Regions from separate parts of the Homo sapiens genome. Here all the other regions are linked to region 2. A link is an interaction called in ENCODE POLR2A ChIA-PET data of the cell type or tissue named here. Cell type or tissue: OCI-LY7. All regions are shown on one strand. Each heading gives the region's core, and the rest is flanking DNA. Links, peaks and the distances in the headings are about the cores only. Region 1 overlaps SGMS1 (sphingomyelin synthase 1). Region 2 has its middle 24 kb from the start of SGMS1-AS1. Region 3 overlaps SGMS1 (sphingomyelin synthase 1).

The links. Peaks named below come from ENCODE experiments on the same cell type or tissue, not always from the same donor. Only the 100,000 strongest peaks of a DNase experiment are listed, where the experiment ranks them.
Region 1: POLR2A ChIA-PET joins it to region 2 with 5 read pairs; 2 of 35 experiments call an interaction of 5 or more read pairs at or near these places.
Region 3: POLR2A ChIA-PET joins it to region 2 with 19 read pairs; 1 of 35 experiments calls an interaction of 5 or more read pairs at or near these places.

Annotation. Positions count from the first base shown.
Region 1 is chr10:50,417,593-50,427,646 of GRCh38, forward strand. The region is part of intron 6 of SGMS1 (sphingomyelin synthase 1); the gene reads right to left. Among named protein-coding and RNA genes, the nearest start is that of ASAH2, 170 kb to the left of the region's middle. RefSeq lists a silencer at 569-848. In OCI-LY7, for the core only: CTCF peaks have their summits at 3,836 (motif pointing left) and 4,052; a DNase peak (open chromatin) is centred at 3,859.
Region 2 is chr10:50,643,571-50,653,624 of GRCh38, forward strand. No RefSeq gene overlaps it. Among named protein-coding and RNA genes, the nearest start is that of SGMS1-AS1, 24 kb to the left of the region's middle. RefSeq lists enhancers at 4,878-5,037, 5,058-5,207, 5,418-5,477. In OCI-LY7, for the core only: no CTCF peak of the experiment used is centred there; DNase peaks (open chromatin) are centred at 4,901 and 5,221; H3K4me3 peaks cover 1,849 bases; H3K27ac peaks cover 2,500 bases.
Region 3 is chr10:50,450,459-50,460,512 of GRCh38, forward strand. All of the region lies in intron 5 of SGMS1 (sphingomyelin synthase 1), which reads right to left. Among named protein-coding and RNA genes, the nearest start is that of SGMS1, 170 kb to the right of the region's middle. In OCI-LY7, for the core only: no CTCF peak of the experiment used is centred there; no DNase peak of the experiment used is centred there; H3K27ac peaks cover 788 bases.

The DNA.
Region 1 (10,054 bases), core at 2,812-5,311, 230 kb before region 2:
CCAAGCTCATTCACAAGCCAGCTTCCAACCAACCAAAGGAGTTGCCAAAAGGGCTGTTTCGTACAGGGACTGGAGTTTGAGAAAGTGAGTACTTCCCCAAAACTTAATAACCAATCTGTAGACACAATCCCGTTCTCTCAAAAACTGCCATTAGGAAGACTTGATAACCCCAAACAGAAACCACCCCCTACCCTTGGTTCTCATGCCACGGCAGTTAGCATCACGCAATATAAAGAGCATTTGTTGACTGATCCTACCCATATCCTGACCCACTGCTTCAGCAACTGCACTGAACCTTCTCAGGTGTAAATAGCTAGTGCCTATTTGATCATTAAAGCAGGATGCAGGAAAAATAAAGATTTCCCTTTACTTCGCCGTAGTAGAATTGGCACTGATTGCGGTATTTTAATCGGTTCACACCGTCTGTTAGTGTATTCTAATGAACCACAGCATCTCCGGAGCAACACTTACGGTCTCTCGTCCCCGGAGGCAGTGTCTCCTGGAAAGTTCCTGGGGCACCAAGTTTGCGCGCGGCTCCTCGCGCTCAGGGTGCGCGCAGCCAGCCCTGGCGCGGGCGGAAAGGCGAGCGCGCTGAGCGGCGCGCAGACCCCGGGCGCGGCTCTTGCTGGGCGCCCGCGCCTTGATCGGTCCCGGCGGTCCCGTTCCCCTGCTTGCCGGGCCCTGGTGCTAGGACAGCGGCGCTGCGGAGCCCGGCGTCTGGAGCTGGCGGGCGGCCGGATGCGCCGATCCTCTCCCGGGGGGTCAACTGCGAGCTAGACGCCCAGCCGGACCTCAGAGGCTCCAAGAGCGGGGTTGGCGGGTGTGGCCCGGCAGCAGAGGGTTTTTGGAATGCAGGGTGTGGCCCTCTACCACGGCAAAAAAGAAATGAGTCAGCCCGTTCAGTCCTAACCAATAAGCATGTTCAGTGTCGGTTAAGGCGGAACTTTCCTTTCTTGATTTATACCAAGCTTAGAAGCCTTTCACAGCCTTTTCTTTACGCCTTTGACAACTTCGACACAACTTCTAGAAAAGGGTAGGTTGCCTTTGAAAACGCTTGGGAAACAAGGATTAATCTTACGAAAGATACTTCAGTGGATGTACATTAGTTTCGATTAGTAAAAGTTTTTGAGTTAGGCAGAGATACTGGGTGCAAAGAGGTGGGACCTGGTATCAAAGCAGATTTGGATCAGACCTCTGACACTGTGTGGCCTTGAGTAAGTTAATTATCATCAATGAGGGGGCTAAAATGCCCACCTAACAGTTTACAGATTACAACAGTCCCCCCATATGCAGTTTCTCTTTCTGCTGTGTCCGTTACCCCGCCCCTTCAGTTGCAGTCTGAAAATATTAAATGGAAAATTCTAGAAATAAGCAATGCATAAATTTTAAATTTCATGTCATTCTGAGATTGTTAAAATTGTTATATTTTATTATTAGTTACTGTTAATCTCTTACTGTGCCTAATTTATAAGTTAAACTTCACCATAGGTATGTATAGGAAAAATCATAGTATATATAGGGTTCAGGACCATCGAGATTTCAGGCATCCACTGGGGGCTTTGGAACATACATACCATCTGAAGATAAGGGGGGAACTACTGATTATGTAACAATGCATGCAAAGCATTTACCACAGTGCTGGACAAAGAGTAGGCACTCAAAAAATGCTGTCTTGTCCCTCTGAGTCCTGAATCCGAATCTCCAAAATTGTAAACAAACTGGCTCGTAATTTTCAAAAATTCTTTCCTATGTTAAATATCTAAAGAATTTTAGAGCTGAAATAGTTCTCTGGTATTCCCTGGTCTGAGTCCCTCATTTAAGTGGTGAGAAACTTAAGAAGCTTTAGGTTCAGGATTCTTGAATTTGGTATTCTTACTATACAATAGAAAGTTTATTGGTAGCAAATAGGCTTAAAATTGGAATGATTTCATTTAGGTCACAGGTGAACCTACTTTTAAAAAAGTAAGAGTGATTTGTGGAAATATTCCATCTGAGTCACTGTGCCCTAAACATTATTTTGTAATAAAAATACTTAAAAGAAACTTTATTTGGGAATTGGCAAATTACAGGGGGCTGCAGAAGTGCTAATTCCTGAGGTCCCATTAAGAAATGAGTTGATTGCTATTGCCAAAAGAGAATTTCTAGATGGGAAGAAAAAAATGTTAAGTTACAAATTAAACGTTCTTTGCTTTGGAGATCTCCTGAGCAAAGATCTCTTTGGAGATCTTTCTCATACATGTTTAGAGTCATTCCACAGGCCAAGGTTTCTTGAAAATACTCATTAGCCAAAGATAAGATCTAAAGTGAGATCAGCAAAATGCTGTTCTTTTCTCCAAAGCAGCACGGGAGAGTGGAAAGAACACTGCACAAAAAGCCAAGAGCTCCCTTCCTAGTCTCAGCTCTGCCAGTAAGTGACAGGGTGAACTGACTGCTTCATCTCTCTCTGAGGATCTCTAAGAGTGTTTCCAGTTGGAAACCAAACTATGGTCAAAAGAGCAGAAGCAAGATCGGCCTATAGCCTCACATTTATCCTTAGCAACAGGTACTTAAGTTGGGCCTGTCTCCTAGATGATGAAGCTGTCAAATCTCTCTTGACTCTCATATTCCTCATAAAGGTAATGTTACTCTCCTAGACACTTCAAGTTAAATTCTGGAATCATCTGAGCTCCCTCTTTTCTCTCTTAATGGTTCACTACCAATAGGCGTAACATGAAGGCTTCTTTCATATCTGGACCATTTTTTCCATTCCTGGTTCAGGCATTCGTCCCCTCTGCCTGAGTCACTGAGGTTGAGTGTCTTCTAGCCGCTGTTCCAGCAGGCGGGCCCCTCCCTCTATGCCTCTCAACACATCATCATCATCATCACATGACAAATGTCAAAGTCGAGCATGCCATCATGTCATAAACCTTTTCCTCTCAGTCAATTAAATAATTTTATAGTAGAGATCAAAAGGAACACAATTTGCTTTACGGGCAGCTTTCCTCAAACATTCATGTAAATTAATGTGTATTTTTAAGAGCACTGATATTTTATATTTATGTAATTGTTACAATGAGCTATACTGGCTGAACTGATAATATGTTGGCTATTATATCAAGGACAGCAGCTCTTTTACATGAGAAGACTACATAAAGCTTAAGTGTATATGAACAACTCCATAAACTTAACACTGCAGTCTAAAAAATACAATTGTGTTTGTGTGTGTGTGGACACAGAGAGATACTTTGAGATCTATGATGGAGAAAGGGAAAGGCAGCACAGACAGGAAAGAGAGATGATCTAGTTTGTTAGTATTGTTTAGGATCCAGCCAAGCTTAACATTCAGAGTAGGTGTTCTCTCCAGGAAGAAGGAAGGCTTCATAAATATGTTTGGCTGCAATCATAACTCAAAGCACTTGAAAGATGTTTCCAATAATCCTTATGCTTCAGAAATAAGAACAACACAATGACCAATGTGGTTAGAACATTCCCACAAGAGAACAGGATAACTGGTTCTAGGATGCCTTTGTTGTCTAAAATTAAAATTTAAAGTACACGGATTCTCAACATATAGTTATCAAAAAAAAGTGACGGTGAAACTACGGGTCCAGTGCCATGACATTTATAGGCACTCAAAGCCTTGCCTCTACCTCTGCAACCCCGATCTTAAAAACCCTCTGCCAAATAACCCGCTGGTCCACTCCTTGTTCCCCTAAAGCTGAGGGCACATTACTACCACCATACCTAGGGATAGTGAGTGCTTACCATTTTATGTTGCCTTGACATCCACTTTAAATATAGGTTTAACTTTCTCAGAATCAGGGCTCAGTCACCCTTGACAGTTTCAAATTCCATTCCCCACCTGAATGGCTCCCACTGGTGGCAGGAAATAAAACTGAAGAGACCCAAGTCCTGCCTAGCAGGCTGGGCTCCTCACTTTCCCACCACTTCCTTAAACAGACCGTTCAGACATTTGCTTGCAAATTTAAACTGACCACCTCTCAGTCACAACAGGACCTCCTGGAACTAGCACCTGCTTGCTTTAAACCTACCAATTAAAGCTCCCCTTAGGAAACATATTTGGATAACACACTGGACCCTAATAAGATGGTGGCCCATGGGTCTCTTTATCTCTGCCTGTGCTCCCTGGCCTATGTAGTGGAGACGGTGGGGGCCTCCGAGTGTGCCATGTACACTCGAGGGTCTAAAAATTCTTAACTTTCACATTGTAGTTGGGAGCCATGCTCATCCCTGGTGGAGAGGCTGCCCCAAAGGGACCCATGCAGGTGGCTCCCATGTTGGTGCTCTTTAGTCCAGGCCTCTCAGCTGCTGGGTGGTTACCAGCTAAGGTGACAGAGTTTCATTCAAAGCACTAGGCTCACACCATGCCCCCTGCCTGACAACCTTCTTGCATTCTTTTTAGTACATATCCCATTCCAGACCACTGAAACCCTTTCTTCTCCTAGAACTTTTGTCACTGGCAAAAGCCCTGGGGAATCTCTCCTCTCCTCCAAATACCTACAGATCTTATTCTTTATACTTCCATTTCACAACTAACATAGGATCTTAGCATCCTTCCTTCTTTTTGAGATCCCTGACCTTTCACTCTCAGCAGACAGTGGAAATCCATCTGAGGTAGACGTGTTTCCGAGCATCTGTATCCCCCAGGGCCTAGCAGATTCTGCATAAATAGTCATTGTTGTGAATATAATGATGCTTAAGTTATATAACAGCCACAAAGGAGAAAAGAAAACGTTCCCTTTGACTGCTGACACATCAAGAATAAACAAATATTATAGCTGTTCAAACCAGTTGGCAAGCAGAACCCAAGCAGCAGATGCGTTTCTGTGCTCTTTGTGGCATGTTCCAACAATACAGAATGCTACTGAGACAGCAAATCTGATACTTCCTAAAAGGAAGTGGAGTTTACAAAACAGAGTTTTCATGTAAAATCCCAGTTCCCCAAACACGAATCCACTGTGGAGAACAGAAGCAACAAGTCATTCGATCTTCCCTTTCAAGTAAGGAACACATAGATACATATTTGATAATCTTGCCAAAGTACCAATTCCTCCTTAAATGTAAACATCACTCTCAACCACAAACATCTATTTACCAACAGGTGCTCCTAACCATAATGGTAGCAAAGGACAGTTCTTCAAGACAATTCATAAATCCTAGAACTGTCATAGGTATACATTTATTATATGGCATTTGCATTATATGACATCATAGGTATATAAAAGTTTTACATTTGCATTAGAGCAAGCCTCTGTCAAAAGAGCCGTTACCACCCGCACACACATTCATTCACTGGTATCCTTTGATTAGCATTAGCATATTTCTGCTTTGATGACAGATGGGGAAAAAAACACTACCACTGTTCTCAAAAGGCTGTGTCTGTCCTGCTATGCAACTAAATACTTTATTAAAATTGCCCATGACAAAAGCACTGACTTTCTAAATAACTACTCCAAGTATAAACAAGCAAATGAATTAGTCAGCAGTGTTTAACTTGCAGGTAACAAAAATGGCACTTGAGGCATCACAGGCAAAAGCAAGGTGAGCCACATTGGCTCTAAATATCCCAGCAACGGGAAAGCCACAGGGGCAGCTGGGCACTAGGATCAGCTCAACACGAATTGCACCAGGACAAGATAGCATCTTTGCTTCTGGTGTTTTATCATTGGCTTTATTCTTCATTCCTAAAGTGTGCCTTTTCCCACTTAATTTAGCTCTGCATCCAAGAGAGACAATTCCTCCTTTCACAGTTGTAATTTTAAAAATTGCCAGAAAAACTCACTGGTCCAGTTTGGGGCCATGTACCCATACAGACTGGCTGGTCTATACTAGGACCACCTGGTTGGATTGGTGAGAGGAGCAGTAAGTTCTCTAGAAGAAAACGGGTTTAATTCTCAGAAGCAGAAGGAAGGTCTGGTTTGCCCCAAACACATCATCACCTATCAAGAAATTCCAAGCCATCCTCAACCAGGTAATAAATTACATTCTAAAAGTTCACTTCTAGAGTCAAAAGTCAATGAACTCTTCTTAGACAAGGTGGCATGGGAAAAAAAAAAACTAAGTGCACGAACTCTTATATAACACTTGGAATACATTTCACTTGACACAAGATGTCTCTAGCGTAGAGGCCAGCTTCTCTGGCCAGTCCTTAAAAACCTGTTTAACTCATAATTTAATGAAATTATATGTCAATGAAATATAATGCTGAATAATATTTCTAATACTGTACTCAAACTCCATTCATGACATTGTTCCTAAAGGAAAATGTATTTGAAATTCCATTTAGAACAAGAAAAACATGCTCAATTTAATCCATTTACCGAGTACCTACTAATGACAGCAGCTTTCATTTCATACACATTATTTTACATTTAATCCACATACAACACTGCAAGGCAGATATTAACAACTACACTGAACGCGCAAAGAAACAGGGAGTCAAGAATGCTATATATGTCCAAGGTAAATCATCAAGACAAGTCAGAGCCAGCTGTACAGCCATGTTTGTCTGACCTGAAAGCTGGGACTATTGTGTCTAATACAAAGAGCAGCTAGATAGGGGTGGGCTCACAGATGAGAAGATTGAGAGCGAATGTATCAGACTCCATGTAAATACCTAAAACGTGAAGGAACTAGAGGGCAGTCACAGTCACTAGCCAGATTTAACTTTCTATTTCTTAAAAGAAGGTACTTCTCTATGGCTGAATAAAGAAAAATATTTCTCTAGGTAGGCTTTAAGCTACCTGATGCTTGTACTTACATGAAGATCATTTGAAAATCAATGATTTATCAATAGTATCTTCATAAAAAGTGTCTTTTGCCTGTTAAAAAAAGAAGGTACTATCTATATTAAAATACCTGTCTAAAGTGTTTTAACCTAGGAAATATCCTGGACATCGGCCTTGGCAAGGAATTTATGACTAAGTCCTCAAAAGCAATTGCAACAAAAGCAAAAGTTGACAAGTGAGAACTAATTAAAGAGCTTCTGCACAGCAAAACAATCAACAGAATAAGGAGACAACCTACAGAATGGGAGAAAATATTTGCAAACTACGCATCTCACAAAGTTCTAACATTCAGAATCTATAGGGAACTTAAACATTCAACAAACAAGAAACAACCCCATTAAAAAGTAGGCAAGGAACATGAACAGACACTTCTCAAACAAAATTAGTCGGGCATAGTGGCACATGCCTGTAATCCCAGCTACTCGGGAGGCTGAGGCAGGAGAATCACTTGAACCCAGGAGATGGAGGTTGCAGTGAGCCAAGATTGCGCCATTGCACTCCAGCCTGGGCAACAAGAGCGAAACTCCGTCTCAAAAAAAAAAAAAAAAAAAGGAGAAGACATATGAGCACAGCCAACATACATACAAAAAAAATGATCAGCCATCACTAATCATCAGAGAAATACAAATCAAAACCACAATGAGATACCATTAATCACAATGGCTATTATTAAAAAGTCACACCAGTTAGAATAGCTATTACTAAAAAGTCAAAAAATAATGTTGGCAAGGTTGCAGAGAAAAGAGTATGCTTATCCACTGCTGGTGGGAATGTAAATTAGTTCAGCCTCTGTGGAAAGCAGTTTGGAGATTTCTCAAACAACTAAAAATAGAATTACCATTTGATCCAGCAATCCATTACTGCAAATATACTCAAAGGAAAATAAATCATTATACCAAAAAGACAGATGCATTTATATGTTCAATGCAGCACCATTCACAATAGCAAAGACAGGGAATCAACCTAGGTGCCCATCAATGGTAGATTGGATAAAGAAAATGTGGTACATACATGCCATGGAATACTACACAGGCATAAAAAAGAATGAAATCATGTCCTTTGCAGCAACATGGATGGAGCTGGAGACCATTATCCTAAGTAAATTAATGCAGAAACAGAAAACCAAATACCACATATTCTCACTTATAAGTGGGACCTAAACATTGGGTGCACATGGATATAAAGATGCGAACAACAGACATTGAGGATTACTAGACAGGGGAGGGAGGAAGGGAGGCTGAAAACCCACCTATTGAGTACTATGCTCGCTACCTGGATAATGGGATGAATTGTACTCCAAAACTCAGCATCACACAATCTACCCATGTAACAAACCTGCGAATGTACCCCGGGTCTAAAATAAAAACGGAAATTTTTTAAAAAGCCGTGAATATTTAAACATGTTTTGTAGATCAGGTTGGCAAGAATGAATGAGTCTGACATTTCTCATTACATTAATCTGAGGTGTGCAAGTTAAAACTCTTTTTTTCCCTGAACCTGTGGCAATGTGTATGAAAAGAAAAAGTATGCATCCCTTTAATTATATCTGGAAATATATCCAAAAATATATGTACAAAGATATTCATTGATATATCATCTGTAATAGAGAAAACAGGAAACAATCTAAACATACATCACCAGGATATTAATTAAAATAGATATGATATCATAAAATGGAGTGGTATGTATTAAAAATTACAATATTGATTTAGAGAATGTGCTGTAGCACATTGTTAAGTGGATAAAAATGATTTAATGAAAAACAAAAGTAAAAAAAGATTCACCAAAATGTTAACATAATCTGGGGGAGATTTTCTACTTTCTTTACATTTTTCTGTGTTGCTTGAATTTTCCAAAATGAAAGTATTTTTCGTTTATAAAAAAATGTTTTAAGAGAAAATTAAAATTGGAAAAAAACAACTACCATTAATATGACTCAGGTCTGCCAATATAAATGCAATGGACACATTTATCAACATTAATGGTATTTCATACCTTTAAAAAATCTGGTTGTGCAGTATTTAATAGATACAAGTGAATACAGTTACCTATTTGGTATGAAATGTAGTATTAAAGTCATACCCATGAAGTTACCACCCATCCTATGAAGCAGACCTTACTGAAACATGGCAGCTCTCTGAGTTCACCTTCCCTTGTCTAACTGAGGCTGACAACCATTTCTTTCTGTACATGCTGGACAACAAGTTTGAAAGCCCCTGGTCCAAGATGTGGCTTTAATAATAAATTAACCCTGTGCCTTTTGACATCAAAGTAGAATTGTGGTCAGAAGTAATGAAACAGAAAACACCAGAATTCAATCAGGAAGAAAGGGGAACAGCTAAGTCATACATTGGCTTGACATAGAAACCACTAGTCAGACAGACCTCTATGAGCTATTGATTTCACTCCCTACTCCAAAGCCAGGACTTGTCACTAGTAAAATGAAATTAAGTTGGATTGCCTTGACACATGTCAGGTAGTAAGACACGGAGATCTAAAATTGCGAGAGAACAACTCCAAATTATTCCAAATTGAAATAATGGGAAAAAGCACCCCAATTAACAATGAACTCCATTTCATACATCATAGAAAAGAGAACCACTAACTTGAAGGGAAACAAAAATAATCAAATCAAAGAAAACAATAGAAATTTACTAAGAACTTTGTTGTAATAGTATGTTAAGCACTTTATAACAGAAAAAATTAATGTATCATCTGTGAAATCAAAGAACTTACGGCCGGGCACAGTGGCTCATGCCTGTAATCCCAGCACTTTGGAAGGCCGAGGCGGACAGATCACGAGGTCAGGAGATAGAGACAATCCTGGCTAACATGTTGAAACCCCGTCTCTACTAAAAATACAAAAACATTAGCCGGGTGTGGTGGCGGGCGCCTGTAGTCCCAGCTACTCCGGAGGCTGAGGCAGGAGAACGGCATGAACCCGGTAGGTGGAGCTTGCAGTGAGCCGAGATGGCGCCACAGCACTCCAGCCTGTGTAACAGAGCGAGACTCCGTCACAACAACAACCAAAAAGAACTTACAATGTGTGTCAAAGAAAGAACATATACCCTAAACTAGTGAATGAGTCAGTATAAATTGACTGAAAACTACAAATTGAGAACACAGCAGTCTAGCATGTAGTACAAATTAAATGGCACAGTAAATACAAGCTAAGGAAGGGGGGAAAGAGAAGGTAAGCTGAACTAACCAAAAGCAACGACACTTAACATTTTAAGTCGACATACAACAAAGTGGGGACACTACAT
Region 2 (10,054 bases), core at 3,446-5,945:
AATGGTCCCAGTGTGAGTGTGGTTTTGTGTGAGCGCACCCTGTGATGGGCTGGTGTCCTGTCCAGGGATAGTTCCTCCTGCCTTGCACCCTGAGTGAGTTCTGGCCACCTGAGACCCTGAACTAGAATAATGGGGTAAATAATCATCTTAGTTGTTTTTATTTATCTTTCTTAAATATATGTATAGCTCACATTTATTTCAATGTTTAATATTAGAAGTGTTTTGGGGCTTAGGAACTTAACATTAGTTTATATCAATTAGCCTATGGTCAGATTGGTTTTGTTGTACATCATTTCACTTAAAGTTGCAGTTCCCAAGAACCTATTGAGGATGTTAAGTGAGGACTTGCTGTATTCATAATGCCAATTTTCTTTCACTTAGGTACAATTTGGTCAGGTATTAGGATTTGCCTCCCAGGCACTGTAAGTTAGATGAAGAAGGCTATTCTAACTGGAACATATATCTGTTACATAAGTGATATAAACAAAAATTGAATCGTTATTAAGCAAAATTCCATTTTTAAATAAAATGCTCTAATGATTAATCACGTTTATTTTCTTCAGTTATCTACATTGAAAGAGCATCACATTGGCTAGGTCTAAATAACTGTAAAGCAGCAGTTTGCAACCCTGGCTATATATTAGAGCCATGAGGGAAATATAAAAAGTACTCATGCCAGCTTAAGAAACTCTCATTTCATCAACAAAGGAAGGTCCAGGTTTGGGTATTTATTTTCTAGAGGGATATCACCATTCACTGGCTAAGTGAAACAGAATTGTTAGGTTTAAGAGGAAATTATCAGCAGCTGTGAGGTTGCCACTAAACTTAGAAACCTGTAAACCTTTAAAGTTCACAACCTTGGCTTCTTCTTTCAATCAATTGGGAGCTTGTAAAAATCCCAACATCCAGGCTGCACCTTAAACCAATTAAAACCTTTGGAGGAGGAATTTAGGCATTAGTCTTAAAATCTTTGTAGCTGAAATTGAGAAACACAGCTAATGGGTGGCTTTACTTTTAGAGATGTCCTACAAGAATTAGAAGAGCAGATGTTCAGATCTTTGGTTCTCATGAACACTGATCAACCAAAAGATTTCTTTAAATTTTTTGCTGAGCCTCATTGATTCAGTTCTGTTAGCTGCCATTCTTCAGCTAAAGTTTGTGAAAAGATCCTGGTTACTTAAGGGTACAGGTCATTTCAATAACTATAATTTGAGATAGTAACTATCTCTGGAGTCTCTGCTGCAAATTCATCAAGATTTGGTTGTGGCTAAGTTGTGAAGCACCATCATCTCAGCATTGACCCAAATTAGACCTTGGTAGGGAATTTTAAGACTATAATTTACTGCATCCTTGTGCAATTAAAGGATAGCACTCTCTATCTTATGAAATAGGCTGTAATGAATGGAAAGAGGTCTTATTTTAAACATATTGCTATATATATGACCTAATTAAATTTGCAAACAATTCGTTATTTTAAGGAACAACTAGCTATGTATAGCATTAAATCTATTATAGAGTCTCCATTTTTTAAAAGAAATATTTCTTTGTAAATAAGTGAAATTTTCTAATAGTACCAAGCAATTTGCCACAGGCATTGTTCTGAGTTGCTTTTGTTCTTTTCAAAGCAGTCAATACATTAAAAACCCTGAAAATCATTTTAAACCCAATTTATTCAAATTCACTAGCAGGCCATAAATACAGCTTTTTCTGTGAACAATAATGAAAACAAAAGAGCACCCCATTAAGTGAAGCTATCCAATGAAAACTTGGATTTCAAACTCAGAGAAAGGAAAACAGGGATAGAAATGCACTCCACTTTAATGTTTACCTTTAACATGGATGAGGAAACTGGGAAGTAAATCTAGATGACTCTGTGGCTTCCACATCCTGTGGGAGCCAACCCAGGTGCTTTAAGTCTCTCTTTCAACCTGCTGTCCTTTCAGGAGCTGGTATCCTCCCCTCTCAAATCTTACCTTTAAAGATAAATTGATTAAGTACTGTTTATTTGTTCCTTAATAGGAAGTTCATTTTTTTGAATGAAACTCCTTCCAAGGATTTACATGTTAAGACTTATCTTTACTATTCTTATAATAATTGTTGTTGTTGTTTAAAAGGAGCTGTGATATCCTGAAGGAAGTGAAGTAACTTTGTATCAGTGGATTTTTCTGGACAACTGTACTCCCAGAGTTGTCCAGAAAAAAAATATACACTTTATATACACTTATATCTTAAAGAGAAATAAAAAACTATTCTTAAAATGGCTTGAAAATACCAGTTGAGGGAAAAATGAATTTAGAGTATTTTTTAAAGGCCTAAATAAAAAGAGACTGCCCAGACTACCTGCTGGAATGAACGACTCAGAAATAAAAGATCTGGGGGCTTTTAGAGGCAGCAACTATTACGAATTCACAAGGGTAGTGAGAAATCTGTGGAGATGGTGGGACACAAATTAGACATTGATGGGATGGAAATTTTTCATTGTTAATTTTTCATTAACAATTCAAACTATCTGCATATTTGGTTTCACACAAACTGAAATTCTAGATGATTGACTTATTACACCTATGACAAATCGGATTTTAGGTTTTTGTTGTTTTTGCTTTAAGAAGATGCAGTCTTGGAAAAAATGGAGAAAATAGTTCCTCAGAGACAGAGACTTATTGAAGTCAGGAGATAGGAAGTTAATTTTGAGTAGTTTCAATCCATTTAGACAAGACAATCTACAATGGTTTGAATATTTGTCCCATCCAAAACTCATGTTGAAATTGAACCAACAATATGGCAGTATTGAGAAAGGGGCCTTTAAGAGGTGATGGGTTGTGAGGGGTCTACCATTAATGGATTAATGGCTTAATGGGTTTATGGACTATGGATGATCATGGAAGTGGGACTCGTGGCCTTATAAGAAGAGGAAGAGAGACCCAAGCTAGCACACTCAGCCCCCTTGCCATGTAATGCCCTTTGCCAAAGGGGGACTCTGCACAGAGTCCTCACCAGCAAGAAGGCCCTCACCAGTTGGTGTCCCTCAATCTTGGACTTCTCAGCCTCCGTAACTATAAGAAATAAATTCTTTTTCTTTATAAATTGCCCATTCTCAGCTATTCTGTTATAAGCTACAGAAAATGAACTAAAACACTATCCTTTTAACCTGAGCTTTAATAAATGTTAACTCTTGCTGCCCTTTTCCTAACTTTGTACATGAATAACTTCTTTGTAATACCCCATAGCTTCTCTCCAGACTTGGCTTCTTCCAAGACTGCTGACCCCAGGATTTAAAAGCCTATCTTCATCTGTAATCCCCACATTCTGGGAGGCCAAGGCAGTCCAATCACCTGAGGTCAGGGGTTCAAGACCAGCCTGGCCAACATGGTGAAACCCTGTCTCTTCTAAAAATACAAAAAGTTAGCCAGGCATCGTGGTGCATGCTTGTAATCTCAGCTACTTGGGAGGCTGAGGCACGAGAATCACTTGACCCTGGGAGGTGGAGGTTGCAGTGAGCTGAGATCACGCCACTGCATTTTCCAACCTAGGTGACAGAGTGAGACTCCGCCTCAAAAAAAAAAAAAAAAAAAAAAAAAGAGAAAAAAAAATAAAAGCCTATCTTATTCTCTTCTCCTTTCAGCATGGTCATTGCCTCTAATTCAGAGCCTCCTTTTTTACTCTTTGCAGTCTGGCAGCTGCCACTACCAACCTGATAACATTGCTCCCTGGAGGAGACGTTGAGGACCATTTCCCCAGAAATGTGAGCTAAAACCAAACTGCTAAAAGACATTTTTTGCTGGGTGTTGTGGCTCATTTCTGTAATCCCAGCACTTTGGGAAGCTGAGGCAGATGGATTGCTTGAGCCCAGGAGTTTGAAACCAGCCTGGGCAACATAGTAAGACCCTGTCTCTACTAAAAATAAAAATAATAAAAAAGGACATTAGCTGGGTGTGGTAGTGTGCCCCTGGAGTCCCAGCTATTTGGGAGGCTGAGGTAGGAGGATTGTTTGGGCTTGGAGGGTGAGGCTGCAGTAAGCTATGATTGCACCACTGCACTCCAGCCTGGGCAGCAGAGTGAGACCCCATATCAAAAAATAAATAAATAAAAATAAAAGACATTTTTAAGATATGTAATGAAGGGAGATGGTTGGGGAGGAGAGGAAGACAAAAGATACAACTCCGGGGGATGGTGGAGGTTTACCAAGAGGAGAAACCAGCAAGACACACAGTGGGAACAACCATGAGGGAAGAGGTGACTGAGGGACTGTATTGTTACTGCAGCCTCGGAAGCAGCAAACATAAAAAAGTTACCCTTTCTGCCCCACCCAAGCTCAGAGCCTCCTCACTGATTTTCCTACTCCCAGGCCCTCCCAGTGCCACTGTGGTTCACACTGAGCACTGGTCCTGGGGTCCTAGCAGTCATCATTTTACACAATTTGATCCTGTTCAGCTCTTCTGGTTTTGTCTCTCTTTCTTTCCTTCTTCTGAAAGTCTAGCTGGAGAAAATAACTCTCCATACCCCGGAACACACACCGCGTTTTCCCATCTTTAGCTCTCTGCTCACTAATGACTTCCCCTCTAATGTCCATCCCCATCATATCATCTCCACCCACCCAAGTCCTACCCATAAAAGGAGAAAAAAAAAAAGAAAAAAAGAAGCAGAGTCTCATTCCATCTCCCAGGCCAGAGTACAATGGTGCAATCACAGCTCACTGTGGCCTTGACATCCTGGGCTCAAGCTATCCTCCTACCTCAGCCTCCTGAGTAGACGGGACCACAGGCAGGCACCATGCCTGGCTAAATTTTTTTTTTCTTTTTAGACAGAGTTTCACTCTGTTGCCCAGGCTGGAATGCAGTGGCTTGATCTTGGCTCACTGCAACCTCTGCTTCACAAGTTCAAGTGATTCTTGTGCCTCAGCTTCCTGGGTAGCTAGGACTACAGGTGTGCTCCACCATGCGTGGCTAATTTTTTTGTATTTTTACTAGAGATGGGGTTTCCCCCATGTTGGCCAGGCTGGTCTTGAACTCCTGACCTCAAGTGATCCACCCACCTTTGCCTCCCAAAGTGCTGGGATTACAGGCGTGAGCTACTACACCCAGCCCAATTTTTTAAAATATTTTTTTGTAGAGACAGGGTTGTTATGTTGCCCAGGCTGGTCTTAAACTCCTGGGCTCAAGCAATCCTCCCACTTCTGCCTCCGAAAGTGGTGGGATTGCTGGTGTGTGCCACCGTGCCCAGCCCCAGCTCAACTCCGTAATGGGTAAATGAATAACCAAATGATGGCTCCAGTACAATCTTGATCACAGTCACACGGCCTCAATTCTCAGTATGATCTGAAATCTGCCCATAGTGCTGCACTTTGAACAGATCAGCAGCACAGATTTTTCACTGATACCCACAGAAATTACCATAGTTTAGATTATCAGATGTCTAAAGGAACATACGTCCTCATAGTTCCCACACCCAAACACATTTTTTTGCACATACAGCAGTTATCAAAAAGTGCCCCAGACTTTTCTCCTGAGCTACAAATATACAATGCCCTGCCTGCCCTCCTATCCTTAGCTCTATATTTTCAGTTCTTTCTCTCTCATTTATTGATTTTAACACCTTTCTTGCTCTGGTTTATGTGATATTATCTTGTAGGGAATTAAGTAGATGCTTCCAATTAGATTCATTACAAGTTCCCTTAAGAAGCGATTAGGAAGGTAAGAGTCCCAAGCGGCTGGTTCCCTCAGTAATACCAGCAGCATTTTTAGGGTGCATGCCAATATCAGACCAGGTTTTAAGTGCCACATTACTCCTTTATCACCAAGGGATCCTTGGAAGCTTGCAAAACTGAGTGCAGCTGAGCATAAAGTAGTGTTTTATTGAATGCCTTATGTGGCAATTACAAAGAAAACAGAAATATGAATCCCTCATCAAAAGGCAGTTTAGGAGGGGTAGTCAATCAGTGCATGGACCCTGTAGTCTAATGGTACTGGCTTTAAATTCCAGTGCCAGCTATAGGATTTTGGAAAATTACTTAACTTCTCTGAGCCTGTTTTCTCATCTGCTAAATGGGGGTAATGGTATAGTAATAGCGCTTTGGGGAGAATTAAATTAATTAAATTAAATTAAATTAATTCAGCACAATACTTGGTACATAGAGTTCAAATAAATGGCAGCTATTATCATTACCATGAAAATTAAAATTCCAGTGAATCACATGACCTGCCTTCCATTTCCAAAACTACGACCTTTTAGTTGCTAAGTTATTTGTGAAGTCTATGGGCTTTAAGAAAGATGGCAAGAAGGGAAAGAGGGAAAAGGGAAGAAGTTTTCCTATTTTCCATGGGTCAGGTTTTCATTGCTACTGAACTCTTTATACAAGCATAATAGAGATAATATTTTGAAAATATTAATAGTTTTCTTTCCCTTTAGAAAACTGCAAACTCCACCTCCTGGGTTCAAGCAATTCTTCTGCCTCCAGAGTAGCTGGGATTGCGGCATGCACCACCACGCCCAGCTAATTTTTGTATTTTTAGTAGAGACAGGATTTTGCCATATTGGCCAGGCTGGTCTCAAACTCCTGGCCTCAAGTGATCTGCCCGCTTCGGCCTCCGTAAGTGCCGGGATTACAGTTGTGAGCCATCATGCCCAGCCATTCTATCCCCTTCTTTATATCTGGTTCTACTATTCAACTAATATAGCCTAAATACCTCCTTATTGGGGATAGAGGAAAACCTGATATAGAAGCAGTTCTTCCTGTTGGCCTGGTGGATTGTGGGAAAAATAACAGAAGGCAAATTGTAGCAAAAGCAAGTGGGCAGACACTTGTGTCCTGGCTTGCCTCCTCCGGGCCACAGTCTGGAAGAGGAAAGAAGAGGATATGGTACATAAACTGGGGGAGAGCCAGATGCAAAAGCAGAGGGGGCTTGTGCCCCAGTCCTAGCTCAGAACTCTGAGAAGAGACTGTGGTGTAGAATGGCTTACACCAACCTGGTGCTACCACAGAACAAGGAAGGCGGCAGAGAGGCATGGTTCCACAGAAAGAGGGCCTGTGTTCCCACTCCTAAACTTGCCTTTCCTCTTAAAAGGCATAGAAGGGCTCCAGAAGTTCCCAGACTCCCCCTGTAGAACCAGACAAGGTAGGTAACAGAATTGGCAGCTTCAGGACCTGCTATAATGGAGCCTCTGTAGTTAGGGGTGAGATAACACTAACGTCAAGGCCAGGGGCTAGAGAGAGGACCTGGCTGAACTCGGTGGCATCTGCAGTCCTGGCAAATGTAAGGTAGGGTGGGTCTAACTGAGCCTAGGAACAACACTGCACTTGGGGAAGACCACTGTAAGGCTGTGGGAACCTGACTGGATCAGCCACTTCAGAGCAGAGGCAGGAGATAGGATAGGCCCTGCACTCATATCAAGGCTCATCTCCCCCTACAGTGGGATCCACATGCCCAAACACCATCTGGTAGAGAAGTAGGGAATGAACAAAGGGGATATTGGAAAGATAGCTAATCTACCCTGTGTGGAAAAGAATGAACTTTGCACAAAGAGAAGTTAGGCCTTTGCTTCTGAGAGTATTTTAAGCCTTTGTAATGTCCTGCCTGATAAGATGGGGTTACCTGGCAGCCTAAGACCATGCCAGATAGTCTATGCTAATAATGTGATTATGGTGGGGCTTTAGGCCTTGCAATATCAACCCAACCTCTGGAAGGCTGGAAGCTAAGGTGGTCAATGGGTGGTCAACCATATCTACTGGTAGTCAACCATATCTATGTAACCAAGCCCCAGTTAAAAACTCTGGACACCAAGGCCCAAGTGAGTTTCCCTGGCTGGCAATACTCTGTGCGTATTGCCCAACATCATTGCTGGGAGGAATTAGCACTGTCTAGAGTTCCACTGTGATAGGACAACTAGAAGCTTGCACTTGCAACTCTCCTGGACCCTGCCCCATCATGCCTCTTCCCTTTGCTGATTTTCATTTCTTACTTTTCACTGTAATAAACCATAACTGCGAGTATAACAGTTTTCAGTGAGTTCTATCAATTATTGAACCTGAGGGTTGTCCTGGGGGACTCCTGATTTCCACAAACCCCAAAGAGACTGGGCCAACTGGAGTGAGTAAAGAAAGATTGCATCCATTAGAGCAAATCAAGAAGCCTCATTGTCTTATAGAATTTCAGTGGTGCTTTGTAAATATGTGACCCTACTACTCAAGCAAGTAAAGACTTCTTACCACTCCAAATAAGGCATGGATGAAGGAATCACAGCTAGCTAGTCTTTTTTTTTTTCAAACTAAAGAAGGGGACATGTGTACTGCCTTCAAACATTACAAAGCTATCGTATAAGAAAGGAACTAGAATTAGTGTTTGTCTAGCTGAAGGGTTATATAAAGCCCGGCTGGTGGAAGTTATAGAGGGCCAGGTTTCAGTTTAAGCACAAACTTAGTGACAACCAGAGGCCTCTAAAAAACACAAGCAGCTAACTCAAAGATAGCTGAGTTCCTCATCACCAGAGATCTTAGAGGCCAATGACCCCTTGTACTGAGATTGTGTATAGAATGAAAGTTGACTCAAACATCCTTTAAGTTACATTCCAAGCTGAAAGCCTGTGATTGAGAAGTAAGATAATGTGGCCAAATGTGAACAGTTGGTGGTGAGTCTACATATGGATGTTTATTCTTTCAACTTCTCTGTAGGTATGAAATTTTTAAAAAATTGGAAGCAAACAAAAAAGGAAAAAGAAACATTTTGGAAACTACCTGGTGGCTGGAAATTCTCAGTCATTTCTAAAAATAAACAGAAATTTATTTTCTCACAATTTAGGATTAGAGTCAAGGATAATGAGTATTGCGTCTGATGAAAATATGTGTTGGTTCCCACATTTTACCACTACCGGCACAGCTACGTTTTTAGTCCTTTTATATTTAGCAATTTCAATGGACTGAATTGTGTCCTGTTAAAATTCATGTGTTGAAACCCTAATTCCCAAGGTGACTGCATTTGGAGATAGGGCCTTTAAGAGGCCATTAAGATTTAAATAAGTCATAAGAGTAAGGCTCTAATTTGATAGGATTGGTAATCTTGTAAGAAGTGTCAGAGAGCGAGGCAGGATAGGGGAGAAAGAGGAAGACAGAAAGAGAAGGGGATAGAGAGAGAGAGAGAGATCTCTTCCCACCCTTTGAGAACACAGTGAGAAGGCAGCCATCTGCAAGCCAGGGAAAGAGTCCTCACCTGACACTGCTGCCAGACCTTGCTCTTGGACTTTCCAGCTTCAAGAACCATGAAAAAAAATAAATGTCTATTGTTTACGTTACTCCATCTATAGTATTTTGTTATGGCAGCCCTAGCACACTAAGACAATGACCTTTTAATGACTTATTGACTTATTTCCTGCCTGTGTAATATTATTCATATTACTATGGCTCTTATATACAATTAGGTATATACTTAAACCTTAGTATATTTATAGAAACAGACAAAGCATTAACAGTGCATTTCTGAAGATGTTTTTCAGATGCACTATCACGCAAGCACACAAGACAGCAGGTGATAGTGCCAGCAATTACTGCAGGATTGACTCCAAATCCCATCATCCTGGGAGGAACTGGCAAGAGAAGATCATGAAACTTGTCAATAGCATTGCTACTATACGAAATAAGAATGACCCAGATAGTTGATGAAACCAAGATTAGGATTTGCTGTAAACACTAGTGTCTGTACATATATTAATGTCTGAGGAGATAGGGTTGGAATTTTACAAATCATATTCGTTCAGAATTGTAAACATACAAAACGATTTTCCTGCTCTCTACTGGAGCAGCACCATCTGCTGGACCCACTCAAAATGCAAATTCTCCAACCCTGATGGAACTAAGCAAAGTCAGCAGCCTCCTCTACCTGCTCCTTTTCTGGACCCTAACATCCCCCTTCTTGTTTCCTGACACTGGCTGACACTTCCTTCCTGTGCTCATAAATATAGATTAGCTATTTATATTTCTTGTTTCCATTATGTTTCCTGCAGCTTTGTTCCCCGTGTATAATGTATGTTAGGAGAATGAATGTGAGGAATCTCTGTCAGGAGGTTT
Region 3 (10,054 bases), core at 3,365-5,864, 190 kb before region 2:
AAATATTTTTCTTGACAACTGCTTTTCTGACTGTATGGGAGTCTATAAGTGAGTATACTAATAATTAATATTTTCCAAGGAAACATTTTAGAAGAAAAAGATTCCATAAATAAGCTATTAGTTACCTAATTTGTGTTTCAATTATGGTTTCTTTCCCAAAATAGTTCAGGAAGAAATAAATATAGGAAGTTAATATAAAAATATCCAACACATTTTTAAATGTGATATAAAAAAATTATCAAGTGACCCAAGATTAAAAAACCCAGTACAAAAAAGAGAAAAAGACTTATCCACATCAAGAAAGCTTTCTTCATTTTAATAATTTCCTAATAAACCTTTTAAAATTATTAGTTTGATAAACTTTCCTTATCAACTTAAATTTATTCAATTTATTAAAAATATCATTGATATAATATTCAGAAATATACTCATTACATTAAAAATACAAACAACTGTTAAAAGAAAAAGAAAACTCTAGGAGAATTTATATTTACATTCTAAAATTTGAACAAAAAATAACAAATAGTGGATGCTTTGGATTAAGTAATTTTAAAGTCTGAAAATATTTATAACATGAGATGCAAACTATTTTCCTCCTTAGAAACTATTTCCAATATGAAGTAAACATTATAATTATTAAAAAATGATTTTTAATGGCTAAATGTGGAGATCTGTCAAGCTTACACATTTTAAAAAATTAAAACTTCCAAACACAGCTACTTAACAATCATAATAAATATAGCTTTCTAAGCCCTCCAAATATTAATTTTAAAATTTCTAATCATAATGTAGTCTTATGTTAGCATGTGGCTGACAAGTGATGCTATGAATCCAGTTGGCATGTTTACCATGTTATGTTTCTGGTTCCTCTCATGGCAGAGATTTAAAACACACTACTAACTTTCAAAAACTTCAAAACACATAACTGTACCAGGCAACCATTATCCCTACTCTGATCATTAAAACTTGAGCATTCTACCAATTTAAATCAACATTTATTCCATTTAATATTTCCTTAATACCATAATACATGCTAAAAATTATTCATCAGCTTAAGTCACACAAAATATATTGCTGGTTCAAGGAAATTAGGTTCTAATGTGGCAATGCAGACTGAGGGCTTGGTCAGAGAGGACTACTTGCATTATATCAGCAACACGAGCAGCAGACCCACCTCTGCAGAATTAATATAACATGGGATTCTGAAGAAAAAAAACTAAAGTTCATAACAGCATGTGATTCATTCAGGTGAGTGGCACACATATGTGTTACATATTTCTATCAAATGGCAATGCTTCTCACTAGATATACCCCTATTTAGTGCTGAAGAATTACAGAGTCAGCTGAACTGCAGATCTGCACACTGCACATTTAAGCCATAACATTAAAAATATCTTCTTGAGACTAGTTTCTTTTTTTGAAATCACTAACATATTCTACTAATTGCAACTATTTGCCCTTACAAATAATATTACACTCATTCAGAATCAAATGAAATAACACTGAGTAAAAGGACTAAGGTACTACAGAGTCTCTCTCAGGGTATCATTAAATGGACCCATGGCAGATATCATGTAACAAATAATATTTCCTTATTATTTGTTATTTCTCAGTCATAGAGCATTACTTAGGAATCAAATCCTACTTAGAAGGGTAAAATATACATAGTACATATAGTAAAATATTAGAAAATTAATCTATAAATACATATAATAAAATGCTAGACAATCAAATGGACAAAAATAAATCTCATTTTGATAAATAATATCTCCAAGACATCAAAGTCTCAGCCAACTTAGAGAGCACATTACAAGGGGTTATTCTCCACCTCACTCTTCACCTAATCTGACTGTGTATAGCAGACATTTAAATTAAAAGAGGAGACTGCGCTGTACCTAAGTTTTTAATAATTTTTTGAGTTCTGTCGTAAATGAGTATCCACCTCATCTATTAGAAGCACATACTAAAACAAAACAACAAAATAGGTCTATTTTTGAAGAATGATACACTAGATACCTTAAACTGGTCTCTCTTAATGAAAATAATTGAAGCATAATGAAGTATAAAATCTCTGTAAATGCGCCAATGAGGTGACAATAAAGTAGGACATTCACAGAAGCCAAACAAAGTAAGAGTGAGAATGCTGGGAGGTAGAAAAGCACCAAGGCCACAACCCTAGTAATACTGAATTTCCATTATAATGATTGTACAGAGCAAGAGAGAGAAAAGATAAAACCAGGACCACTCAAGCTGGTGAGTTTAACAGACCCCTGCGTAAAACTGGAACTTCACAAAACTATACCCTCAGTATATGGGCAAATTAGAAATAAACTTGCTACACCAAAAGAGGAACTGCTTTTTTAACCGTAGCATCTTCAGGGGGTGGAAAATCTCCCTTGAGAATTCATAACCAACAACCAGTATTTATGTTGTTTTGTGGTCTAAATTTATGCTATATGCTTCAAAAAACCTGAGGCAGAGAATATAATGTAAAGAGTGTCCAGATTGATAGTGGCTACAGGCACCTGGGAGAAGCAAATATAAATACTCTCTGGAAAAATCTACCTTCAGTCTAGGCCTTGAACAGCTCACACAGATAAAACTTCCAAGGAAAATGAGTTCACAGTCAATAAATCACAGAAATACAAGGAAATAAGAGACCATCAGTGAGAGCCAACAGAAACAGGCAAATGAATCAGATCTGAAAATATTTCGAATACTAGAATTATCAGCATAAAATAAGTATATTTAATATATTTCAATAAGAGAAATTTAAAAGGGAGTAAAATTTTATCTGAAAAAACTACCATGTTGACTTGAAAAGTGGCAAAAATGGTATTTAAAAATTAAAAGATAAAAAACTCATGTGAATTCATTCAACATATATTTATTAAGCACCTATGTACTAAGTATTACACCTTGGTCTAGGCTCTGGGGATAAAACTGTAGGATAAAAAATAAAATAAAATAAAATAAAATTTAAAAATATAAAAATCCCTGTCATCAAGGACGGCTTAAACAGCAGATTAGAAATAGCTGAAGAAAGAACTGGGGAACCAAGTGACAAATCCAAAGAAACTGTCCAGAATTTTAACATAAAGAAGATGATATCAAAAATATGAAAGAAGGATGTGGAAAATGAGTGAAAAAGTCCAACATGTGTTCTTCGATTTCCGGAAAGAAATGATAAAGAAAATGGGGAAGAGGCATTATTCTAAGAAATAACGATAAAATATTCCTAATAGCAATATTTAGGCCCAGAAAACCCAAAGATTCTCAGGGAGAGACAGAGGGAGAAGGAAGGAAGGAAGGAAGGGAGGAAGGGAGGGAGGGAGGGGAGAGGAAGGAGGGAGGGAGGAAGGGAGGGAGGGAGGGGAGAGGAGGGAGGGAGGGAGGGAGGGAGGGAGGAAGGAAGGAAGGAAGGGAGAAAGGGAGAAAAAGAGGGAGGGAAAAGTTGGGAGAGAAGGAGTTTCCCCACTTAGATATAAACAAATCACAGACTCCTAAAAACAAAGCAAAATCTTTAAAGCAGCCAGAAAGAAAGAAGAGATGATCTATTCATACTAGACTTTCAACATTAATTTACATAGGCAAAAAAAAAAAAAAAAAAAGAAAGAAAGAAAGAAATGAGTTTTCCAGATAGCAGCTTGACCAAAAGCACAACAGAAAGGGGAATAGAGAGTCTGGGTAGAGCCTAAAGTTTGCACTGGGTAAAAGCAGGGATATGGTTAGAAATACACAATGGGGACAGATCATGGGGGGCCTCACATGTCGAGCTAAAGAGTCTGGCCTTTATCACTCTCAAGTGAGTGGAGAGTAAAGTAAAGGCTTTTAAGAAGGGAATAGAACTATGAATGTAGCATCAGAAAAACTAACTAATCAGCTAGACCAGATGCAGAGATATCAAGGGAAAAGCTATTAAAATAGACTAGCCTGTGGTAAAAAGGACCTCACTAGAGTGGTGATAGAGTAGTGAAAAGGGACAAAAAGAAACAGAGAAAAAGGACATTATATATATAAAGGGGAAAAAATGGGGGAAAAAAGAATCAGTGAGGCTTAGTGATCCATTCAACATGGGTCACAATGAGTCTAAGATGCTTAAGGTAATCAGTCCAACTTCTCTCTCTTCAACTTTTATGAGCAATATATCACAATTTTCCCCTGAATTAACTGGAAACTTCTTTTTATATGCTACAGTCCAGCAATTTATTATTATTTTACAATTCTACTTAAACTACCTAAGAAATGAAGCTGTCTTAGTTTTTACCACTGAAATGTGGCACTTGATAAAGCTTAATTGCTATAGAAAACACAATTTTGATGGAGGAAATCCTACCTTTTCTCTGAATTATTTAATGAGAGCTGGTGAATATAAAAATTCACCAACTTATAGGCAGTACAAGAAGTAAACAGCCAACAAGAACATAGGTCATGCATTTTAGACTTGATCTAAAATAGTCTTTCCTACCCAAAAACACTCATGCTCTATTTTCTTTTTAGCATATTTGAAATATTGTTTACCTCCCTCTTTATTACTTGTCTCCCTGAAGACCCTGCCCAACCCCTTTTGGACTGTAAGTTCCATGAGAGAAATGATCTTGTTTGTTTGCCCTGCTCACTATTGTGTTCTAGTATCTAGGAAAGTGCCAGGCATGAGGTAGAGATATTCACTAGATAAATGACTAACAGAATGAATGGCTATACCCAGGGCTGCAGCACTGCACAATTCCAGGGGTGTCATTTACTCACATCTTGTTGAATGTCACCCCAACAGTTGTAGCCATATACACAGTTCATATACAAACAGCTCAGGCCCTATTTGACACCAATATATCCTGTTATGTTTGCAAATTGGTCATAATTTACCCCTTTCCTGATGGAGAAAGCAAGAATTTTCTCTCCAGTTTTCACCTCAAGACTAAGCTCATTCTCTGAATAACTAAATGTATATTAACATTAAGGTCTTCATACATTGATACCCCTGCACCAACTGTCTGGTAAATAAAGCTAAGATTTTTAACTGTGGTTAAGGATTCTGGGCACCAATTGTAAATTAGCCATTGCAAACTCTTTAGTTAGTTCCTCATTCTTTGCTGGTTAAAAATATCTTTGGAGAAAATTCTCTAGTCAGTCAACTGAGCTGTGGAACAAAAACCACTAAAATCTTTTATTCGGAGTAGCTGGTTCTGTGATTCACCAATATAAATCTTCAATTTAAGAGAGCCCACCGAAAATGTTTTAAATGAGTCTAGAAATAGATAATGAAGATTTCACAGACTGTCTGGCTGAATTTCATACACCACATCACTCTGATGGAAAGAGCATCTTCCTACTGGGTAATCCACATGAACGAGAATATAGAAACCAGTCTCCTGTTGGCCTTTAACAGGTTATACCTTCCACCACTCACTGCTCTGATCACTAGAAGGTTACTTTCTACCACCAATGCTTGTAAGGCTATCACTCTTTCATCTCTCCTAACCCTAACATTTCTGAGGTGCCTCTATGGAAACCACTATCATAAAAGCAGGCTAATCTATGGGAAGTCCAACCAGAGGACCTATGGTAAATATCAAACCCAAGAAGGACTGTGTCACTGCAGGAGAATTACAAGCATAATGGAAACTTGGAAGTAATACTGTCTGGGTGTCCATTTTCCATCTCTTTTACATCCACCCATAGGATCTACAATGCCCCAGTGATTTTCACAGTCTTTACTCCCTTAAGCAGTAGTCCTTTCTTTCAGCAAAAATTTGTGGAAATTCAATACATAAAACATATAAAGGCAGAGCTGCTGGTTGATGGGACAATAAGGAGGTCCTCCTTATTGTCAATAAGGACAATTATTGATAATAAGGAGGCTTTGTCCTCCCTCACCCCTTACCTACTCACATGACACTATGGAATCCCAAGGGAAATAAGGAACCATGTCTGAAAAGTAATGGTTTGGTGAGGATCATAGTGATTTAACTTAATATAGTCTTTAAGAGAACAAGAAGTAATAATAAGTCATAGTCCTAGCTTCACAGGAGCCTTTTCTGAGTAGAGTGCTTCTGTTACATGTTCACCCATTTCAGCTGTAATCAACTTCTCAGTTTGATAACTTTAATACCTAGGAGCACAGAACTCTTTGGTTTCAGGAAAAGTCACATTAATACTACATTATGCATGTCTCTCCAACCTCATTCATGACACCTGGGGTTTCCTCAGGTAGTAGCTGCTGACCCAGGGTTTGGCCCATGTGAAATATTTAGGAGAAGAAAAAAGGTTTAGTTAAGTAGTAAAGCCAACTAGGAGAGCCAAATCACCTGCAAATCAGGATTTGAGAAGTTTCATCTAAGTATGAAAACACTGAAGTTACTTGTCACAGACAAGCCACCTCAAAGAAAGAAAAATGGGTTTTCAAAGTTTCCCAGTCAAAAGAGAATTTTCCCATGCTACAGTCATGCACAGCGCTTGTACTGGGAAACTTCAAGTCAGGTTCATTGCATGATGTGACAGGGGAAGTGACTGAAACTGGATTTTCTCATCATATCTGAAAGCATCATTAGGATATCATTATGAAAACTAGTGGCAATTATGTTCTTGTTTTTTAGAGAGGTTTTAACTAAATTGAATGAGGATTAGGTTCACTAATAGAATGGATTCACTGACGCTATTACCCAAAGGGAATACTTATAGCCACTAAAAGTATGTTGCAAAAGAACATTTAAGCACATAGGAAAAATGTTGCAATTATGCTAAGTAAAAATGGATATAAAACACTAAGATTTTAAGTTTGCATTTTAAAAAAGGCATACATCTTCATAGGAATAAAAACTGGAAGCATCTTTACCAAAATATTATCAATGGCTATATCTAAGTGGTAATCTTTATTTTGTTGTTTAAACTTTTCAATATTTACCAAATTTTCTTTTTTTCCTTTTTGTTCTTACTTAAGCAAATGTTTTTTACATTTTTCTTCTTTTCTACTTTTATCTTAGGTTCAGGAGATATATGTGCAGGTTTGTTACACGGGTAGGTTGTGTGTTGCTGAGGCTTGGTGTACGAAGGATCCCATCACCAAGGTAGTAAGCACAGTACCCAACAGTTAGTCTTCCAATCCATGCCTCCCCCACCCTCTCTCTCAAGCATTCCCCACTGTCTATCGTTCCCATCTTTATGTAGTCAATGTTTAGCTACCACGTATAAGTGAGAACGTGTGCTTTTTGGTTTTCTGTTCCTGTATTAGTTCGCTTAAAATAATGGTCTCCAGGTGCATCCATGTTACTGCAAAGGACATGATTTCATTCTTTTTTATGGCTGTAAATATTCATCAAATTTTCTATGTAGAATCAGGAAAAGACACTTAAAAGCAGAAAGAAATTTTATTTACGGAAAAGAAATGGTGTACCTAAAATTCTGAGATTCATATATAAATGCCAGAGCTGTCCTTAACTGTGTGATTATATGGCCAAATTCCAGTCCCAACTTGCTTTGGAAGAAACAGCTGCTCATGCAACTGCTAAGGTGAGTCGACCCTAATTGCTGCTAGCAGCATGGTAAGCACTGGGTGGGAAATGGCATGCAGCCCAAGCAGACACATCCAGTTCTCAAGAGGGGCTCAGTCCGTCATTCACCAGAATTGCCACTATCCTGATAAAACCTCGTTGATGAACAACACCAAGCCCATCTAGAAGCTTTCGCTTCTGTGAGGATGAGGCTTATTTAGCTGTTTAGGACGGCCCTTGTTTGAATGCTAAACATAAGAAAATTCTTAGACATGTTTATGATCTAAATGTCATCACTGTGTATAATCAGCAAGGCAATGTAATTGTTAGAAACATTGCTGGTGAAAAATAGATCTAAGTTCAATTCTGGCTCTGCTATTTTCTTTTTCTCTTTTTTTTTTTTTTTTTTTTTTTTTTTTTTGTTTGAGGTGGAGTCTCGCTCCGTCGCCCAGGCTGGAGTGCAGTGGCACAATCTCGGCTCACTGCAAGCTCCGCCTCCCGGGTTCACGCCATTCTCCTGCCTCAGCCTCCCGAGTAGCTGGGACTACAGGCGCCTGCCACCATGACCGGCTAATTTTTTTTTTGTATTTTTAGTAGAGACGGGGTTTCACCGTGTTAGCCATGATGGTCTCAATCTCCTGACCTCGTGATCTGCCCGTCTCAGCCTCCCAAAGTGCTGGGATTGCAGGCATGAGCCACCGCTTCCGGCCGGCTCTATTCTGTAATCACATGAGCTTGGGTAAGTTTCACAATATTATAAACCTCAGTGTATTCATCTTTCAGTGAGGTTGACCACATCTATCTCTCAGGATTTTTACGGTGATTTAAAATATTTTTCAGTATGTACATCTACTAATTTAATGAGAACATTCTAGAAGCCTAAATATATAGAAATTTCAAATTATTTAGCCCCTTATTGAAAAAAATCAGATAACATATACTCTTAAACTTACTTAAACTTAAAACCTATATCCTTCTATATAGTGCAACTTCCTGGCTATACACATTGAAAGTGGTCACTGAGCCAAAACTAAGTACTTGAATAGATGTTCTATATTTTAAAGAATTCAGGTTCTAAAACAACTTTGTGAACTATGGAAGAATATTTCTGGCAAAATCTTATCATTCTTCTATGTCATCTTCAATAACTCTGTACTAGTAGGACCATATTAGAAATATAAAAGTCCACTCCCGTCTCCCATGCTAGACTCATAATCAACTCAGAAAACAGAATCAGTGAAGACATCAGAGCCTATGTGAGAAAGAGGGCATATTTTAATAATGTCTCATACCAATAATATATTCTCAGTGATATTATAAAAATAATAAAAGTTGAAAATACTTATTTTTAATGGTTCAAATTAAGTGTTATAATTATAAACCAAATAAAATGCCACAAAATGGGGGGAAAGTAGCAAAAGCTGAAAAAAGTAGAGAAGACTAAAATTCCACAAGAATAAGAATTTTTTTTTTAGACGGAGTTTCACTCTTGTTGCCCAGGCTGGAGTGCAGTGGCAAGATCTCAGCTCACTGCAACCTCCGCCTCCCGGGTTCAAGTGATTCTCCTGCCTCAGCCTCCCAAGTAGCTGGGACTACAGGCACCCGCCACCATGCCCGGCTAATTTTTGTATTTTTAGTAGAGAGGGGGTTTCACCATGTTGGCCAGGCTGGTCTCAAACTCCTGACCTCAGGTGATCTGCCCGCCTTGGTCTCCCAAAGTGCTGGGATTACAGGCGTGAGCCACCACGCCCAGCTGAATAAGAATATTTTTAAAACTCTGCTTCAAAAAGGGAATACAGCAGGGCATACTATTTCTATGGTACACAATTCAAGACAGACTCAGTGCTGAATCCCATTCCTGCCACTTACTCTCTGGGAATAGCAGGCAAGTTGTTTAACCACTTGGAACCTTATTTCCTCATCTGCAAAATGGGACTTGCTTAATGCTTTCATGATGGTGTGACAAAGACACATAAATTACTCAGCACAAGGTACATTTGTAGTGTTCTTCATTGGTAGATGGAAAAAAAAAAAGACTACAAAAATCCTAAAGGATCACGGTGACATATGACAATAACACAGGCTGTGCCTTACAAAGAGAGCCAGTGCATCCAAAGCCAGACATCCACCAAAGGTCACAGGATATGAAATAATGGGTGCCCCTGATCTTGATGATACATTGTTGAGGAGATAAAAATTAAAGGCTAAAAAAACAAGAAAATGAGGTAAACATTTAATAGGGGTCAAAGAGACAAGCAGGTCAAAGTAAATGACTAAGAGGGAACTGGTCAATCTGATACAACCACATCCAATCAGAAATGGCCTTGATGATGTTCAGGGAAAAGTAAAGCCAGTAACAGCTGGTTTATGAGACACATTTGCTGAGCTTTGACATTGACTGCTCTACTCCCAGGAAAGAAGGCAATGAGGTCTTTAGCTAGAAATTTGCTATCACTTTCATGTGACAAGAGTCTAATGTCCTTGAGGCATTGGGAAGGACACTCAAGGGTCTGAATCAGAGTTCATCAAAGAGTGACGAGTGATATCCCACCACACAGTCAAGG